Regions from separate parts of the Mus musculus genome. Here region 1 is linked to region 2. Evidence: chromatin loops called from intact Hi-C (ENCODE). Cell type or tissue: heart. All regions are shown on one strand. Each heading gives the region's core, and the rest is flanking DNA. Links, peaks and the distances in the headings are about the cores only. Region 1 has its middle 10 kb from the start of Gm46145. Region 2 holds the start of Tmem185b (transmembrane protein 185B).

The links. Peaks named below come from ENCODE experiments on the same cell type or tissue, not always from the same donor. Only the 100,000 strongest peaks of a DNase experiment are listed, where the experiment ranks them.
Region 1: it touches region 2 in a loop (2.1-fold over the local background); 5 of 42 quality-filtered maps call a loop at or near these places.

The regions. Positions count from the first base shown.
Region 1 is chr1:119,461,327-119,466,701 of GRCm38, reverse strand. No RefSeq gene overlaps it. Among named protein-coding and RNA genes, the nearest start is that of Gm46145, 10 kb to the right of the region's middle. In heart, for the core only: a CTCF peak has its summit at 3,102 (motif pointing right); no DNase peak of the experiment used is centred there.
Region 2 is chr1:119,522,493-119,527,867 of GRCm38, reverse strand. Tmem185b (transmembrane protein 185B) reads right to left here and starts at 1,714. Exons shown (of 1, transcript NM_146103.2): 1 at 1-1,714. The coding sequence starts at 1,357. The coding sequence ends at 305. In heart, for the core only: a CTCF peak has its summit at 2,743; DNase peaks (open chromatin) are centred at 1,757 and 2,707; H3K4me3 peaks cover 2,183 bases; H3K27ac peaks cover 1,963 bases.

The sequences.
Region 1 (5,375 bases), core at 312-5,311, 61 kb after region 2:
TTATAAAAAGATACAAATAAAGAGAATATGTTCTATGGATGTGTGATGAGTTATGGGGGATGGGATGTCTCAGTGGGCCCATGCCAAGACATCCTTTTCCCCTGAGGGACCAGCCGCACAACGGTATAGTATAGAAGAGAGTTTATTCAGGGCATGAGGAAGGGCATTAAGAGGGTAGTAGAGGCAGAGAAAGACAGACAGACAGACACACAGAGAGAGACAGAGAGAGAGAGAGAAGAGAAGAGAAGAGAAGAGAAGAGAAGAGAAGAGAAGAGAAGAGAAGAGAAGAGAAGAGAAGAGAAGAGAAGAGAAGTAGAGGTCAGCCATGAGCATGTGGAGAGAGGGGGAAGGGAATACAGAAGGGAAGGGAAGGGGGAAGGGAAGAGACCAAGAGGGCAAGAGAGAAGCAAGAGAGCAAGACAGCAAGAGTAAGAGAGGAAAGAGCAAGAGGCAAGCAGTGTGACATGTGGTTGCTGGGATTTGAACTTCGGACCTTCGGAAGAGCAGTCGGGTGCTCTTACCCACTGAGCCATCTCACCAGCCCCCTTGATTGTATTGTATTGTATTGTATTGTATTGTATTGTATTGTATTGTATTGTTTCTTTTAAAATACAATACAATACAATCTCATTGTCTGCCCTAGAACTCACTCTGTAGATCAGGCTGGCCTCAAATTCACAGAGTGCTCTCAAGTGCTGGGGGTAAAGGCACGTGCCACCGCCGCCGCCGCCACCACCACCACCACCACCACCACCACCACCACCACCACCACCACCACCTGGCTCAAGTCTTCTTTTTAATGTTTCGTTGGAGACAATGACACTCAGTCTTGTATTTTGTCCTGGTTTCTTTTTTTTTCCCCCAGCAACTGTTTCCTCTTGGCAGACCCAAGTGGAGGGACCAGTGCCTGGCCCCTGGGCATGCTCATTTTAACCAGAGGCGCCATGGCAACCCTTTGCCTGTAGGAGCTGAGCTGGGGCTTGATTTGCAGTCAAGTGAGGATGCCTTGGGTTCCCTGGGGCTGGTTTCATTCGTCCCCTTTCTCTGTCTGCTGCAAGGCGGTGAGTTGATTACCCATCTGCAGTGCATGCTTGGGACCTCTCCTTCCTCCGGACTTTTGTAGCTATTTCGTTTCTGTTCTGAGATGGGTTCATGAGGCCCAGGCTTTGCTCTGATTCCGAGACTCTCCTGCCTCTATCTGCTGCGTACTGGGAGCAGAGGCATGCAACACCATGGCTGACCGGCTTCCAATTCTGTAAGTAGCTAAAGATGACTTTGAATTCCTGATTCTCCTGCCTCCATCTCCCCCATCCCCCAAGTGCTACAAGTACAGATGTGCACCATTATACTGAGTTTGTGCAGTGCTGGGCGTGGAAACCAGGGCTTCCTACACTGTAGGCAAGCATTCTATCACACTCCCATCTTGTTAAGTAATTCTTGTGTATTTTCAGTAGTTACAAGTAGAAATGCTCTCCTAAACATCTGACTTACTCAGATATAAGCAAATATATAAAACAAATAACATTGTAAGTTTAAACCTACTGTAGAAATGTAATGACAGACTGCTACTGCCTCTCACAGATAAAACCTTGGTTTGGGTGAGGATTTGGAGACAGGATGACATCTTGGTCCATGTTGCATCTTCACTTCTACATAAATGCAAACAGGAGAGGGTGACAGTCGAGTGTGGGAGACGTTGGGGGTTGGATTCCTGCTGTAGGGATTCACAGTGCAGGGTCTTCATGTCCCAGGGTGGTGGCCAGGACTGCCATGTATTACCTCTGTCCTGTGATCAAATCCCTAACAAGAGAAATATAAGGAGGAAGGGTTTGCTGGGGCTCACAGCCCATTCTGGTGGGGAAGGCACAGCAGCAGGAACCCGAGGCAGCTGCTCCCAGGGCACCCACAGTCAGGCAGCAGAGAGATGGATACTTTGGGGGTGTTCTCTACTCTGTTAGCCTAGTCTAGACAATCCCTTATAGACATGCCCAGAAGTTTGCGTCCATGATGATTCTAAAGTCCATCAGGTTGACAACTGATTAGTCACACCAGCAATCCCTCCAATCTTAATTAGCATCCTGCACTGTGCAGATCAGTTCTTCTATTAGAGAAAACAAATTGAGGGCTAGGCAGGTGACAGAGTAGGTAAAAGGACCTGCTGTTCAAATCCTGAACAGGTAACAGGCAGAGCATAGCTATGACTGTCTCTAACTGCAACACTGGGAGGAAGCAGGGGTGGGGGTGGGGATGGGGATAGGAGGATCCAAGAACTTGTGGGCCAGCCGTAATAGTGACCTTCCGCTCAGTCAGAGACCCTGAGAATAAGCCATAGGACAGTAGTTGGTGATATCCAGCAGCATCCTCTGGTCTCTCTCTCTCTCTCTCTCTCTCTCTCTCTCTCTCTGTGTGTGTGTGTGTGTGTGTGTACATGGCACAAACCCAGCACACCTATATACATGCAACACACACACAGACCAGATTTTTATTTTACATTATTTTGATGTGTGCTTAAATCGTTTTCACCTTCCAGAGACACTCAGATTAACACAGGTAAAGAAAATAAGACTCCCTTCCCCCTTTTTGTCTTCTATGGGTAAATTCCAGCACTTCCTTAGACACAGAAAGAGGGATCCATATTCCTGAAACCCTGGCAGTGCTCTTTGTAATGTGATCCCACCTCCACCAGCAACTTTCTGCCTCCAGCCCCTGCCCACCCTGTGTGGGTGTGTCTAGGCGCTATCTCAATACTTCCTGCAAGTGAAGGTTGGAGATGCATATTGGTATCTTCTTCCACCCTATTTTATTTTTAAGTTTTAAAAGCTGTATGTATGTATGTATGTATGTATGTATGTATGTATGTATGTATGTATGTATTAATAGTGGGGAGAGGCATATGCTATGGCATGTCTTTGGAGTGCCAGACGACAGACAGCTAGCCAGAGCTGGCTCTTTCCTTCCCCATATGGGCTCCAGGGATCCAGCTCAGGTTGTCTGGCTTGGTGGCAAGGACCTTTCCCCTCAGAATCACCTTCTGATTTTTCTATCTTCTATGAGTGGTGTTTTGCCAGTATGTATGCCTGTGCACCATGTGACTGTAATGCCAGAAGAGGCCAGCAGGGGTCTTTAGATCCTATGGAGAGGGAATTAAAAGTGAAGGGACAGACACACGCTGGTGCTGAGAATAGCCTGGGTCTTCAGAAAGAACAGCCAGTTCTCTTAGCTGCTGAGCCATCCCTCCACCCTCTAAGCCATTCTTCTGGGATGGGGCTTTTCAACTGACCCTATAAGAGGTATAAACTGATGGCAGGACCATTTGAAGAGGAAGGTTTTATTGTAGATACAAGAGAGAACAGGGTGTCAGGCTTAGTTAGCTGCAAGTGTCTACCTGACCTGAGTCATCTCAACAGCCCTGTTTTCTTTTCTTTTTTCTTTCATTCATGCTCTCTCTCTCTCTCTCTCTCTCTCTATATATATATATATATATATATATGATCTCGTTGCTGTCTTGCTAAATATCTGAGAGTGACCTTGACCTCCTGCCTCTACCTCCCAGGTGCTGGGGTGGCAGTGTGCACTCCCACACCCTGATATCCCCCCTTATAACCTTCTGTCCACACTCTGTTTCCCAGCTGCACATACTGCAGGCACCCAGTCCTCGTAGATCTGGAGATCTGAGCATCACCGCTGTCCCCCCACTCAGATCTCATCTTAGGAAGAGCTAGAGGTTAACTTTTAACCTCCACACATACACACACACACACACATATACAAATATTAATTATTTAATTAAAGCCAAGTTTCCCACCTTACTTCCCAACCATTTCTGCAGTTCTCTTCTTCGTGGGGCTCCTAGAGTTCTCTTTCAGGTCCTCTGCCTGTCTGACCTCAGCTGTGCTTTTAACGTGTGTGCCTCAGCCACTCAACATTCTGATGCTCCACATATTTCTGGCTCTGCTCACTGTGAGCTCCCTGAGCCGGACACTTGCAGAAAGAGCTGGTCTGAGAGTCACCCTCTAAGCAGACACCCTTCTGGGAAGACACCGTCCAGTTCCTAGTCTCATCTGGGATGCCACACCATGCTAACAACCTGGACTCCTCGTGGTCACCCTGAGCACTATTCCTCTTGGAAGTGTTTTTGGGAGTCCCTGCTCTGCGGCCCTCTCCTTCCAGATTCTCTCTTTGCTCCTCCCCTACCTCCCTCTTCACCAGCCGCTCTAACCTCCCTCCAGCTGCCCCATGTGTCTGTGGTTCCTGTCTCTACTCTCACAGTGCCGTCCTCTGTGCCTTTAAAGGGGACACTGACGCCACAGCATTTTTCATACAAAAAAGACACATTTGGGCCAGGAGGATGGCTTAGTTGGTAAAGTAGCTGCCATGCACGTATGTGGAGTAGTTTGAGCCCCAGAACCTACATGCCAGCCCAGCTTATGTGTCAAGCTCTGGGCCAATCACAGAGCCTGTCTCAGAAAATAAGGTGGGTGGTTCTTAAGGAACAACATCTAAGGTTGACCTGTGGCTCCCACATACATGTGCACAGTGCTCCGGGACATGCATGAACATGCGCACACATGCGTGCACATAGAAGAATGCCACACACACCATGTCCTGGCTGTCCTGTTTTTGTTTTATGGGCTGGAAGATCTTTATCTTCCAGAGTGGAGTTTGCTGTGGCAGACAGCTTTAAAAGTTGACATTTCTTTCCTTTTATTTAAAGAAGTATTTGTGTGTGTTTGTGTGTGTGTGCGCACACGCGCGTATGAGTGCATAAGTGTGCATGTGTGTGTATGAATGCACACATTAGAGTGAGACAGTGGGTTTCCTGCCCTGTCACTCTCCACCTCAGTCTGGGAAGGTTTCTTTCTCATTGAATCTGGAGCTAGGATGGCAGTCAGCAAGTCCCAGTCATTCTCCTGCCTCTGCCCTCACAGCCCTGGGATTGCAGGCTCCTGCTCTCCTACACAGCCCCACGGAGGATTTCAGGTCTGTGCTGGGAATGTGCTTTTACCCACAGAGCCATCTCCTGAGCCCGAAGGTGACATTTCTTCTCAAGTGCTATCCTAAACTATCTGGGTACTTGTCTCATCCCGAGAGGACACCCACAGAGGGCTGTGCAGTCAGGGTTTGGGGAGTGGGCGCAGCAGAGGCCCCACAGGAGATGCAGAGGGAGGCTTATCTTCATATAAAAGTTGCCCATCACCTAAACCTGGAAGTCACCAGTTACCTCCGGCTGCAGCCTGCTGACTGGCTGGATGTGAGAGGTGTAGAATCCAGAGGGCTGGCTCCACCCGTAGCCTTCGACTGCAGAAGACTCAGAGCAGCTTCCTAAAGCTCTGTGTTTGGTGGAACTGGGATTCTAACTTGGGAGGTGCCTGCAG
Region 2 (5,375 bases), core at 84-5,083:
CTATGTAGTTTTCAGGTCTTTTGAAGGCCTAGAAACAATTCGATTTACCACCTTTGGCTAGCTCACAAGATGTGGGCCTGGAAAGCAAGTTCTCTTGCACATTATGTACACATCCCACAGTCCTACAGTTTCCCCCTTCTGCCTACGGCACACAATGACCACTGCAAGAGACTTCTGTCTCAGTGTGGATGTAAAATGAGGGGGACCTGTTTCCAATTCCAGGACTGGATGAACACAAGAAAAAAGCAAAGTGGAATTCAAGGGTATATGGTTCTTATTTCACTGAAAGGCCCAGCCTGTGAGTTTAGTCTGGCATATCAATGTTTAACTTGGGAGGTGGAGGCACATATTTCCCAGGGCTCTGTGTTATAACTACCCGCGCCTTCTTTCCAAACATTGGAGCAATTTTCGGAGCTTCTGACACCGATGCGTCTTCAGCATCTTCACTGTCTTCGTGATGGAGATCGTAAGAGATATTTCCATATTCTCTTAAAAACGGAAAAACTTCTAGTAGAAACTGACAGAAATCCCTGCGAATCCCAAACCACCAATGATTGCCCCCTTTCCGCCTGAACGTTGTAGCCATCAAAGTCAGTAATGAGAGCCAAAGCGGGATGAAAATGGAAATGTAAGAGAACGTATTGTGGTCATCCAGTCTGTGAACTAGCAGGACCTCAAAAATGAGCAGGGGCACGACAATGGTGATCCAGCTGATGGCCATGGTCACATGTGTTCTTCGCTGCTCTGCAACCACATCCAGGGACCGCAGGAATAGGAGGGACCACACGATGTAATAGAGAACTACCAGGCAGAGGAATGACATGAGGATCCACAGGGGCACGAACACCACTAGCCACGGCCAGTGGATAATCCTGTCCAGCCTCAGGGCGATGAAGATGAACTGCAGGATGTTGACAGAGCACAGGATCTCCAGTTCCAAAGACCTGTCGTGTCGGAAGCCCCAGACACAGGCGGCCACGGACACAGGGGAAACGAAGAAGAGTGGCATGAAGACCAGCAGCCAAAAGTGGGTGCCCCTCTCCACCCTGTCGCAGACTAGTATCTCAAACATGAGTAGTAGCAGGTGGATGCCCACGGCGATAAGCATGGCTTTGAATTCCACGCAGGCTTCCCCCTCTGTACGGTAGCGTGGGTTGCGGGCCCACACGCCCGCACCCACCGAGGCGCCCACGATGACCAGGAGCTTCCACAGCCAGATGGGGGCGAAGACTGCCCAGTAGCTCCACTGGATGATGCCGTCCAGGCGCAGGGGCAGCAGCACGGAGAAGAGTAGCAAGCAGGCATAAATGAGGAACTTACTGGGGTTGAAGTCCTGGAACAGGCCCCTGGGGTTCATGGCGAAGGCTGTACTGCCTCTAGATGGGCATCCGCCCGCTGCGTGTTAGAGGCTCCAGACCGCAGCTCCGAGGGGCCGGAACACGTGCGAGCAGTCACGTGGCCCGGCCGGAAGCGAGCCGAGGGCACAGCGTGCGCTGGCCGCGAACGGTACGGTGCCTACGCCGGGGACACTGCCCCAACCCCGTAGCTCAGGCTTCAGTGGATGCTCACGCCGTCTGCCTTCATTTCGCAGCCACGAGGCCGACGCCGCGTTGCGTGCGGAGTCGGATGGGACCTGGCGCGCTGCGGACTCGGCGACCCGCAGACCCGCTGCCTGTGAGCTGGCCGAGACCTTCGGAGGACGCTTCCTGGAGGAGGCCGGAACATGGAGGAGGGAGTGAGCTCACATCCTCCCGGCAGGCTCGGGGGCGGGGCCCGGGACGGGGCGGGGTCGGAGAGCGGTGGGAGCAGAGCTGGGCGGAGGGCAGGGCGAGCCGGTCCCCGCAGGGGTTTGGGGTCTTTCCGAGTGGGGAGGGCAAGAGCAGCGCGTTGTCTGGCCCCGGAGCCTGGGGGTGCACGGGCAAAGGCGGGTGGCGGGCGAGCGAAGGGAGTCTGAGAGCGCGCCGGTAACTGTGACTGCCCAGCACGGATGGAAGGACGCGCGAGGAGCAGTGGCTTTGACCCTGGGTTCGGCGCGAAGGCCGGGGGGGGGGGGGGGTGCAGGCAGTCAACGGGTTAGGGCTCTGCCCAGGGCAAAACTCCACAGAGCCACTAGCGATTCTCAGGCTGCCCCTAAAAGGTGGTGCGGAGCGCCTAGGTGCTTACCAATACTCTTCTGCCCTTTGTCACCTGGTGGAGGGGTACCTGGGAGGGTGCCCCACCAGGCCAGAAACAGCTCCCTGAGGGAGCAAGTGAAGAAACTGGACCCAGAGAAGGCCTGGTTAGCGGCAGAATTAGGGCTTGGATTTAGGGCTCCCAACCTTGAGTCTCATTTTCATTTATCAGACACTGCATGAGTCTGATTCTTTTAGAACTATGTTAGGAAAAGGTGCAAGGGTCAAGAAATTTTGGTTGTACCCCAGACCCTGCCAGCCACCGGCTGAAAAGGGAAGCAAATCCATCCCAACCCACCCCCTCTCTGATAAGCTGCAATGGGTTTGTGGTTTAGATACTATTTTTTTCTGACCTGCTGGGCAGAACTAAAGGGTTCTTTCCTCCCTTCTCTGACCCTTGCTCAGCAGAGCCCTGGTTGCTAGTCCTTGCTTTTCAGCCCCGGGGCCTCGCCCTTCAGGTTCCCTGAAGTGGGATAAAAATGCATGAAAGTCTTAGGCCATTAGAGGAAAATGAGGGGGTGGAAATGGATGGCTGCCAATCTCTGCAGTTGGAGTATAGGGCTCCCAGGGGGAAGCAGAGAACCTTCACGGACGCTACTGCCTCTTCTTTCAGCCCTTCCAGAGAAAAGTGGGGACAGCTGCTAAGCCCCAGGCTTTCCTCATTCATGATGGGCACCAAGGAGTTGCATAAGGGTTGCTGGAGATTAGTGCCAGACGGCAGAGTGCCCCCCAAGCCCAGAAATTGCAACAGGTGAACCAGTGTCCAGGCCCTCTGTTTCTACAGAGCCGATTGGAGTGATGGCCCCTACTGGGCATCAGTTTAGTTTCTTGGCTTTTTTGGTGCTCCTACCGTTTAAAAAGAATGCTGCCGTAGAAAAGGGTCTTTGTGTGTGTGTGGTGTGCATGTGTTTGCACATTCAAGTGTGTGTGTGTGTGTGTGTGTGTGTGTGTGTGCAGATGCACATAGAGGCTTGAAATTCACATCAGGTGTCAACCAGTTTGCCCAGGGGATCTCTTCTCTGCTTCCGAAGGACTGGATTGTAGAGAGCTATCATGCCTGTCTAGCTTTGTATGGATTCTGTACCAAAGTTGAAGACCAAACTGCTCCTCAGACTGCGGGGCAGCTAGATAAGTACTTCATCCACTGAGCCGTTCTTCCCAGCACAGCTACCCTGAAGCTAGCATACAAACTGAATGTTAAAATAGCTCCTGTGCTGGAGTGTGTGGGGTGTAGCACCCCTGGCCACCAACATGGGCCTCCCTATTCTGAGGGTGCGTGGCTTTGGGAGACTGAGCCCAGAGAACAGGAAGTAGTGTATTGTAAAGTTTGGGGAGCCCCTGAGATGTGGCCTGACATAGTGTCCTCCTCTCACCACCCGTGTTGGGCAGCCTCAGTCTCAGCCCTCGGTCTAACCTGAGTTTCTCCTGAACTCACCTAGTCCCCTGCTGACCCCTTGTGTTGGGGGAGAGGATGTGTGTTTATAGGGGACAGAGAGTGTCAGGAGTCCTGATCTGCCAATCTTCACCTTAGTCCCTTGAAACAAAATCTCTCCTGGCCTGGACATAGGTTGGCCAACAAGCTCCAGCGTCCACGTCCCCCCACCCTGTCCTCCAGCACGGGACTTACCGGAAGCCGCTTCAGATGTGACTGCTTGGGATTTGCCCTCAGGTCCTCAAACTCCACTGGACAAATTCTTTCAGCATGGAGCCTTCTTCCCAACCCCCACTCCAGGTGACACCTGGCCACATTTCCAGCCTTTGGCTCAAGCCTGGATCTTTCCAAGGCCTCAGCCCTTGCTGAACGTGCTCTGAGCTAATACTGCAAACCTGGGAAGTTCCTTTTCAGATCCATATAGTTTAGTCGTATCTACTATGTCACAGAGAAGCCATGGTCCATCTGGTTCTTTCTGTCAGCTCCTGTCCCTAAACAGAGCACAGTCCCATCTCTGCCTACAACAGCAGGGTCCAGCTCCCACATCCTTTCTACGTATTGTGGAGGTGGAGGAGGCCCAATGCTGTAGCAAGCTACCAAGGCTGTCCTGTCCTATCTGAGACAGAAACGATAACCTCCTCAAAGTGCAGACAAAGAGAGTCGTGTATAAGAACCTGGTGCTGGGATCCCAGCTGTAGTGGCCATTGTCACCGGCTATCTCTGCATCAATTAGATGCCGCCTCCCACAAGGACAGGTGCCACTGTCCTAGGGCTTCCAGCAGTCCTGCTGCTCTGACCTTGTCATCTATCAGCCTCATGCCCACGCAGGCCTGTGAGGAAACAAAAGTACTAGTGAGGCTGAAGTGACTGTGCCCGCCTGGACTGAGCATCAGCCCTGCCCCACCCACCCAACTGAGCAGCACCCCCACCCTCATCCCAGGACTGAGCATCAGCTCCGCCCCCCCCCCACACACACACAGACTGAGCAGCAGCCCTCCCCACCCCTCCACCCTCCCCCCCCCACACACACACACAGAGCAGCAGGGCGGCCACATACAAATGGTAAGGCTGCAGCTCTAGGGGTCACTCAGAGCAGGTGCTTGCTGGACATAGTGTTTCAGAGCATGCTGTCACCTGCAGCTGACCTGAAAGGCTCTGCTCAACCCTAGGTCTGGGTTTCTTCAGCTCTTTCCTGGTGTTCTCCTAGCACCTGATTTGTCCTGAGATACAGATTCAAGAGATTACAGCCCCCAGGGAGCCAAGTTTCATCAGGACCTTTGAAACTTAGTCTCAGGCCTTAGCAGCTTTCCTTGTATGAGTTCATTCCTTAGCTTGTGTATTAACTAGACAGTTAAAGTCCCGGCATCTGCCCTGTGACCCAGCCCTGTCCTAGACACATGATGCAACATGGAGCTCCTCCCATGGCTTCTCCTGTGCTGTCGCCTTCCCAGTTCTAGTGTATGTCACTTCCTCCAAGAAGCCCTCCATGACTATGCTCCCTGCACACAGCACCCCGTATTGTTTTCCCCGTTTGTTTTGTGTCTGCCAGTGCACATATGCCATAGCAGTGTGGGGGAATCAGAGGACAACCCTGGGTGCCTGTCCTCACTCCCCACCTTGCTTTAGGGAAAGTCTCTTGTTGGCTACAGCATGCATGAGGCTAGGCTGCCCTGGAGCTTCTGGGGTCCCCTGCCTCTCTCTGCCTTCTCTCGCTGTGGGAGTCGTGGGATTCCAGATGTGTGCTACTGTCCTGCTTCCCATGGGTTCTAAGG